Regions from separate parts of the Homo sapiens genome. Here region 1 is linked to region 2. Evidence: chromatin loops called from intact Hi-C (ENCODE). Cell type or tissue: MCF 10A. All regions are shown on one strand. Links, peaks and the distances in the headings refer to the core of each region. The heading gives the core; the rest is flanking DNA. Region 1 has its middle 220 kb from the start of KCNK2. Region 2 has its middle 160 kb from the start of KCNK2.

Region 1 (4,405 bases), core at 191-4,190, 57 kb before region 2:
AAGCTAGATTCCTGATGGCTGTATACAAAGTGACTTCCTTAATAGCTTAGACTTTAATGTGACAGAGAAATGAACTTCTGTCTATATAAGGCATTTTAAAAGTTAGATCTCTGTTACAACAGGCAAAACTTGGCTAATAATAGGTGAGAATCTCCTTAACTCAATAAAGTATATTTTAAAAGTTTCTACGAAAACATCATATTCAAAGTTAGAGTATTTTCTTTAAGATCGGTAGTGACCACTATAATCACATATACTTAACATTTAACTGAGAGCCTTAGAGCAATAGGGCAAAAACAAAAAATAAATTTTATAACAAATAGAAAGACCAAAAAAAGCTGAGTGATATGGATTAGCTCTCTACCTTTATCAGATACTCGAAACAATCTGAAGAATGTTAGAATTAATAAAAGAGTTCATTAAGTTTACTGGGTACACAAGTAATATACAAAGCATATAAGAACATATAAAGCAAATAGAGCTAGAAAATATAATTATGAAAAAGTATTTATAATTACAAAAAAGATACTTTGAGAATAAAAATTACTAAATATGAGAGCTGTATAGATAAAATAATAAAATAATAAAACTTAATTGAAAGATTAATTATTAGCTAAATAAAATGAAAGAGATTCTCATGGATAGAAAGAATACTAAATAAAAGTCAATTCTCTTCTAGTTTATATAAGCATATTTACATGTGGATATGTATATATTTATATATGTGTGTATATACACACATACATATGTATTTTTATATATATTCAATGCAATTGCAATAAAAATCCTGGTAGGATTTTCTAGTGGAACTTTAAAAGACAATTAAAAAATTACATGGAAGTGCAAAAGACCAAGAATAACAAAAACATTCTTGAAAAGCAATATTAGTAGAGTCTCCTAACTAGATATCAAACTTTTTCATATAAAGTTACAGAAAGTAGAGCACAGGGATAAAATAAGTGACCAGTGAAATAGAATAGAGAGCATAGAAACAATCACAGATATAGCTGAAACTCTGATTTATAATGAAGGTGCGATTGTAGATTATGCAGAAAGGATGTCTACTCAGAATACAGTATGTTACTAAAACAATTCGTTTTCTCTATGGAACAAAAAGAAACACGAACATGAATCCTTACTTTATGCTACATAGTAAGACCATTCTGAAATGCATTAAGACCTTGAATGGAAAAAAAAGAACCAAAACTTTTAGAAGAACACATGAGCTAACAATTGGTTAGTGGAGTGGTCCTTAAAAAGTGAGAAAAAGCACAAACCATAAAACAAAAGATTAATAAATTTGACTATATCAACTTTAAATTTCTGTTCATCGAAAGAGACCATAATGAGACTAAAAAGAGAGATTCCAACCTGGTAGAAAATATTTGAAACAGGTATTACTAATAAAAAATTCGTATACCAAATACATAAAATGGCTACAAATTTATTGAATAAATGCAACTGCCCAAAAAGGGCAAAATAAACATTAATTGGGTTTGAACAAAAAAGAGGAAACAGGATTGAACAAAAAATGGAAAGAAGAAATTAGGATTGAACAAAAGAGGCCATCTTGAACGGCCAAAACAAGAGAAAATATATTAAACAAATGTGTATCCAAGAGAATGCAAACTAAAAGTGCACTAGATTGGATAATGCTAAGTATTGGAGAAGCTGTGGTCAAATGGTAAGATTATTAATTTGGTGAACCAGTTTGGTTAAAAACAGAAAAATTCACAATAAAGTTGAATGTCCACATACCTTATGACAAAGTCATTCCACTCTTGTGTATGTTGTAAGAGAAATTCTTGCACATGTGCCAGGGACTTGCATAATATCATGAATATCAGCATTTTCCCAATACCAGAAAATAGAGAACAACTCAAGTATTCACTAACCGGAGAATGGATAAATCAATTTTAGTGCCTCAATTGAAAGGAATACTATGTATCAGTAAAAATAAATGAGTTATTACTTTAAGAATCAACCTGAATGAATGCAAAATCATTACTGTATTAAAAGAAATTTTCAGAAGAATATGTGATTATGATTCTGCCTATATAAACTTTCAAATTAGGTAAAACAAATAAAATTGTCATTTAGAGATATGTGTATGGATGCATGGCAAAGGTAGAAAGAAAAGCAAGGCACTGATTAACTCATGATTCAGTTATTGGTTATGTTTGGTGAATGGAAGTGCACGTGCTCAAGGAGGTGCATAGAGGGATTCAAAGACATTAGTCATGCTGTAATTTTTAGGCTTAGAAGCTTTTACAGTGTGTTTGCTTTTAACTATTCACATACGTTAAATACACTCCTCTGAATGATGTGTTACACAATTAAAAAGTAGAGGTTAAAGAAGACTATCTCTTCATTGCTTTTACTCCTTGTCCCTCCAATTCATTTCGCAAAGCATCACATTCTGGCTCATGATTCCCACTATTTTCCTGAAACTGTTGCCTCTGGGATCACCAATAACTTTCTAATTAGTAGATGCAAATATATCTCACTTGAATAAGAAATCACCCTTTCTTGCAACATTCTCTTCTATTAGTATCTCTGGAAAGCCACTCTCCCATTTCTTCTCTGCATTTAAAGAAAAAAGAAGTAAAAAGTCACTTCTGAAGGTTAAATTAACTTTAAGCCATAAAAAAATTATTTGCCATATTTTGCAAATTGTATTTGAGTAGCAAATATTTATTAAGCACACACTATATACAGAGCATGGAAAATTCAGAAAACAATCTCCATTCTCAACTCTGTTCTTTGGCCCATCATGTATGGTATTATTATGTTGTTGCATTGCTATAGAGAAATACCTGAGACTGGATAATTTATAAAGAAAAGAAGTTTAATTGGCTCATGGTTCTGCAGGCTTTACAGGAAGCATGGTGCTGGCATCTGCTGGGCTTTTGGTCAAGCCTGAGGGCATTTTCAATCATGGTGGAAGGTGAAGAGGAAACAGGTACATCGCATGGTGTGAGCAGGAGCCAGAAAGAGAGCACACATGAGAGAGAGAGAGAGAGAGAGAGAGAGAGAGAGAGACAGACAGACAGTGGGAAGGTGCCACACACTTTTCAATGACCACATCTCTCAAGAACTCACTTGCTATAGTGAAGACCGCACCAAGACATTAGGTATATGCTCCCATGATCCAAACACCTCCCACCAGGCCCCACCTCCAGCATTGAGGATTACAATTCAACATGATATTTGGCCAGAGACAAATATCCAAAGTATATCAGGTATTATTTAGCAAAAATTAATAGTTAGTAGTCATATTATAAAGGCAATTGAATGTGATATAGGAGTTAAAGAGAAACTACTAGGGCAGATAATAAGGGTATGGGAGTCCTCGGTAAGGTTTTCCTTTTTAATGAAAAGAAGCCCCCAAATCATTTTCTAACAAAGAACAGCCTGTAAAATTGAGCTGCAGACATAGACAAACAAGTTGGAAGCCTGCACCCATGAATGCTGGCAGAAAAAAGCTACCTGGTACTAGACATGTTCACAATGGCTTCCTTCCCTTGGTCAGCTATGTGTAAGGTAAGAGCAGACAAGATGGTGAAAAGGCCACTTGCATAATAAGATTAGGGCAGGGTGACCAGCCTTTCCCGAACGCTATGTAAAACACCACATCACACCTGGTTGAACCAATCTGTGGGCTCTACATAAATCAGAAACCGCCTCCTCAAGCCTGCCTATAAAATCTGCTGTGGTCCCCCCAGGCCACCTTTTCCCTTTTGGATGCCTCGCTCTCACAAGAGAGAAAGTGCTGCTCTCCTCTCTCTTTTCTTCTACCTATTTAATTTTTGCTCCTTAACCCACTCCATGAATGTGTGTCCATATCCTTAATCTCAGTGCGCGAGACAATGAACCCCAGGTATTTACCCCAGACAACAATGCCACTTCAAATGTATCAGTTTTAATGTGAAAATTACTATTGTGTTTGCATAATACAGTTTTGAGTTTCAAATTAGCAAACATTCAAAATTAGAGTTTTCCCTAAATGGGTAAACACCTGATCTCTTTTCTGAGGCCTACTAGATTTATATTTTGGTTTTTATAAATATGTATGGGAAGTTTATATTAAAGATTTTGTAATTGTCGATCCTTTCATTTAATTAAACATTTGAAAGGGTGCATTTTTTCCACATTCATAAGTGTTCATACGGATTTCCTCAAATTTTCCAGAGAAGAAAAAATAACTATATTTGAATGGAGCTAGAACATGGAATGGAAAGTTTCAGTTCAAAAGGCATTTTTTTCCATCAAGTTATGAACATTTGAACATGGAATTATAATTGAAACCATTTTGTATACTTCACCATCAAATTCATTCTGAAAATAATGTTTTACTATTTTAAGCAACAGATATAGAAAACTCCCACTGGTCCACAGAATTTAT
Region 2 (4,405 bases), core at 291-4,290:
CTATCTCCTTATTATCTCTTAAAACAATCCTCTCACTATTTACACTGCTACTATTTCAGTTTTACCATTTCCACTACATTTCTGCACCAACTACCATTTTTTTCATTGAAAGTGTGCCTTCTTTTGATAATTTTTAAGAAGATGAAACAAATATAATTCTCTTTACAGTTGATGGAAAAGTTTCATCGGAGGAAGAAATAGTTTTTATGGAAATAAGCCTTGGTATGCCTGCTTGGGGGCAGCAGAATCACACCAGGCCAGGGAGGCAGGAACCTGACATCAGAGCATGGATGTGAACACATTGTTCTGTCTGATAGAGAGGAAGCCTTTCACAGCTCTCAAGGCTATTCCAAGAAGTGTGGAAGTTTCAGTGGTACAATGGGACAAAGGAGACCAAGGAGCAAGAAATAAGTGAATGGCCAAAGTGAATGGCCAACGGGCATTTTGAAAAAAAAAAAAAAAAAATGCTTCCTATTGCCATCAATTTGCATCATGGGGATATAACCCTTTCTATTAGATTGGTAATGGCAAAAACCACAACTACTTTTGTGCTAACCTAATACGTCTTCCCTAAGAAATCTTCAGTGTAGCTTTCAAAACAAAATGATCAAATATATAAAACAAAACAAAACAAAAATCCAAAAAACAAAAGACTTGGTATTAATAAAAAAAATTGTGTGTGTGTGTTTGAAACTGAAAGAGAAAACTGGACTTCCTTTTAGGATTGATGTTGAAAGAAATCAGAAGCTTCAGAGACTGAGGAGGCCAGGAAACAAAATGTCCCTGGACATTAGCGGAATTGCTGCAGGATTTTTTTCTAAGCTCCTGTAAGTTTGTAGTTGCAATGAGCTCCTGTTAACAAAAGACAGAATAACAAGAGAAAAACAAATTTATTGACCTGTGTATTTCATGTTTACATGGGAGACCCCCGCAAAATCAGTAGTTATCAAAGAGGTGGCTTTGAATTCCAGCTTATATAGCATCTTCAACAAAGTAAAGTTTTAGAGAAGTGGCAAGACAAAGGAAAAGGGCTTTGAGTCTCTACAGCAGCAATTTGGAGGAAGGAAAAAAACTGGCAGATTAAAGGCTGTTTAGTAGAGCTTCTTTTTTTTTTTTTTTTTTTTGAGATGGAGTCTTGCCCTGTCACCTAGGCTGGAGTGCAGTGGCGTGATCTCATCTCACTGCAAGCTCCGCCTCCTGGGTTCATGCCATTCTTCTGCCTCAGCCTCCTGAGTAACTGAGACTACAGTCACCTGCCACAACGCCTGGCTAATTTTTTTGTATTTTTAGTAGAAACATGGGGTTTCACCATGTTAGCAAGGATGGTCTCGATCTCCTGACCTTGTGATCTGCCCGCCTCGGCCTCCCAAAGTGCTGGGATTACAGGCGTGAGCCACTGTGCCTGGCCAGTAAAGCTTCTTAATACAAGTTTCTCTGGTATCATCTCTGGGCTGATAAGGGTCCAAAGCTATCTTCATCGGTTAACTTTTGTTCTCCCTGATAAAAAAGGAGAGGCACAATAACTTTTGTCTTTATAAGTCTATGCTCTGCTTTTGGGCAAACAGAGAAAGGGCAGAGAGCTGTCCTGTATCTGCTTCCTCTTGTCTTCAGCTCAACAACCCTTCAAATTTTGGGGTGGCATATTTTTGTCTCCCACTACTCTTTGGGAAGAACATGGATTTTGTGGGGTAGAGGGGGTGGTTCAAGGGGATTTCTATTGTGTAGTTAGGCAGAGTCAATGCTGCTGACACCTGAGTTACACTTTGGTCACATAGTCAGAGCCATTGTGCTTTCTAAAGCACAAATACATCTTTTACAAAAATCTTCATTGACTCCCTGAAGTGTCAGGATAGAATCTAAATTTCTTTTCAGTGAACACATGATTGGCTTTCTGTGCCACTGTCTCTTGCCATTTTCTCTTCAGTCTCTAAACTGTCATTAGGTGTAGCTAATGGACATGTCCTAAACTTGATTCTCTGTGCACAGATGCCCACCTCCTCTTCTTTGTCTTGATAAGGCCATCTTTTGATAAATTTAAAAATGTTTTTCCTATCCTTTCACTCTTCCTGTGCCCTTCCTCCTTTTTTTATTCACCTGATACGTGAAACATCTTCTACTAATTCATCAAATTGGAAGTTAGAGGAAGTGGATTTTCATTTCTTTGAATAACATTTCATTGCATATGTGTCAAAATATCTGAATGGATATGTAACAAAACACACATCAGTGACGTGAGTTGGAGAAAATAACATTCATTGGGATTCTTGGGGGAAGCACATGTTTGGAAGAAACTCAGTAAGTATGCTTATGTAATTAGGATGGTACCTAAGTAATCAAACTCTAATTATGTATATTTGAAAAGACAATTACAACGCAACGTGGAAGTTATGTTGGAAAGGGTTTGCAGGAGGTCTTAAGGGATTACATAAAAAGGACCTTGACCTATTTTTAGAGGCCAGAGAACTCCACTATTTTTGAACCCTAGGCCCCTGGATCCACAGGACACTGGAAGTTATCTTCCGTATTTGCAGAAGCCAATAGAAACAACTCATTTAGTATGGCAAAGCTGCCCATGCTAATTAAAATGTCAAGTTTTTTGCTTTAGCCTGGAAGTATAATTAGCACACTCTGGAAATATTAGTTATCCCAGGCTGATTAGAAGCTTTGATCAGTAGTTATATCTTTGATGAATAAGACTCAACAAATGAATTAATTTACTTAAATGAAGTTTGGTAAATAGAAAAATCTTTGAAAACATGAGGTCTCTGTGGAAATACAAGAAAAAAGGTGTCTAGTGCCAGGAAAAGCTCAGAAAATCTGTACTTAAGAACCTGCTTTGTACCTTGAGAGCCAGATAAAGAATGGCATTTGTTTATATGATAGTAATTTGCACATTTCAGCTGGGCTTTGCCTTTCCCAGAGTGGATTTGGTCCCCTTTCCACATTTGGCTCATTCCAAAGCAGTGAGGCAAACCTGCACAAGCAAATACTTTACCCCCATCGAAATGTTAGCTTCCCCAATCCTAATCCATAGAATAACCCTGTTTCCATTACACTGAGCAGCAACTCAAGGGAGACCTGTCTGGTTAGCTTGCATTTTGTACTTGATTAACTTGGCAGTATGGTCAAGCTGCAAGAGAGTGCAAAAAGAAGAGATTTATCTGCTTTGTTTAACACAGAGGAGACTTAACTGCTTGATTTATCTGCTTGCCATCACTATTAAGATGGATGAGAGTCAATTGTGTTGGGGCAGTAACTATACCTTCTGCACCTGGGCCAGCAGTGACAGCCCCACTAATGTTGACATATTTATGAACACTCAGTTGTGTCCAGAATGTGACAATTTTTCTACCCAATCCCTTCAGTGTAGTTAAAACACAGACTTCAATAATAAATATAGAAATGTAGAGAAGGAGGATGTGAGGACTAGAAGGTTTTGGAGGTACCATTGAGGGGTCAGCTTTCACTTCCCTATGTGACCTGGGCAAGTCATCTCTCCCAGGCCTGCTTTCTTCTTCTATGAAGTGGGAATTCTAACAGCTATTTTGTTTTAAATTAATTTAGGTAAAGTCCCTTAGAGATAGACAGATGCTTTCTTAATATGTGAGCTTGCCTGACTGTGCCCAACTGCCATATTAAAAATACCCACCCCCAACTCTCCTGGCCTCACTCTGTAGCTTCTCTTCATACACAGATATCCGCTCATTTCTCTAAGGAGAATGCCTACTTCTTAGACTTCTATTATGACTGCTGTGATAAAGTGTAATTTCAAATTAATATTTATCTGTTTTTTGTTTCTCTGATTTAAGGAAAACCTGTCTATTTTATCATCCTCCTGGTGAGTTCCATTTGCTTCTCTGCAGAGTGCAGGTGCAACTTTCATTTGTGACAATGGGAGCTCTTTTTTTTGAAATCAATTGAAGGGAACCCCAGCTGGGGAAGAGAAGAGCATCAGGGAAAAAACAAAAGTAGAGACATTTGCTCTGCAAAATATTCCAGGCCCTTTGGCTCTTCCTCGGGCACTCCCTTGTGTGGGATGGCCCTCAGAGTGGGGCCAAAGTGGGAACAATCTCCCGGATCCTTTGGCCTTAGGACACTTTGAAATTTTTTGCTATAATTTTCCATAAAATAATACACTTCCACAGCAGATGGTAAAATCTTTAAAATGGTTTCACATCGATTATCTTGTGTCTCCTAGCAGCTCTTTGAAAGGAGACATGAAATTCTGGAGCTGAGATGTAGCTGGAGGTCATTTAGGTTAATATTTTTCTCTTGCAGCACAGGAAGCCCACCCTAGAGACGTTAACAGGTAAAGATCTGGGACCAGAATCACCTCTCCCTAGTTCTGATTCTGTGCCCTTTATTGAACAACACAGCCTTATCACCTAAACAATTCCTCCCTCGC

Evidence for each region. A loop is a pair of places that touch in the nucleus more often than their neighbours do. Peaks named below come from ENCODE experiments on the same cell type or tissue, not always from the same donor. Only the 100,000 strongest peaks of a DNase experiment are listed, where the experiment ranks them.
Region 1: it touches region 2 in a loop (2.7-fold over the local background); 1 of 110 quality-filtered maps calls a loop at or near these places.

Annotation. Positions count from the first base shown.
Region 1 is chr1:214,863,300-214,867,704 of GRCh38, forward strand. No RefSeq gene overlaps it. Among named protein-coding and RNA genes, the nearest start is that of KCNK2, 220 kb to the right of the region's middle. In MCF 10A, for the core only: no CTCF peak of the experiment used is centred there; DNase peaks (open chromatin) are centred at 1,812 and 2,242.
Region 2 is chr1:214,920,261-214,924,665 of GRCh38, forward strand. No RefSeq gene overlaps it. Among named protein-coding and RNA genes, the nearest start is that of KCNK2, 160 kb to the right of the region's middle. In MCF 10A, for the core only: no CTCF peak of the experiment used is centred there; no DNase peak of the experiment used is centred there.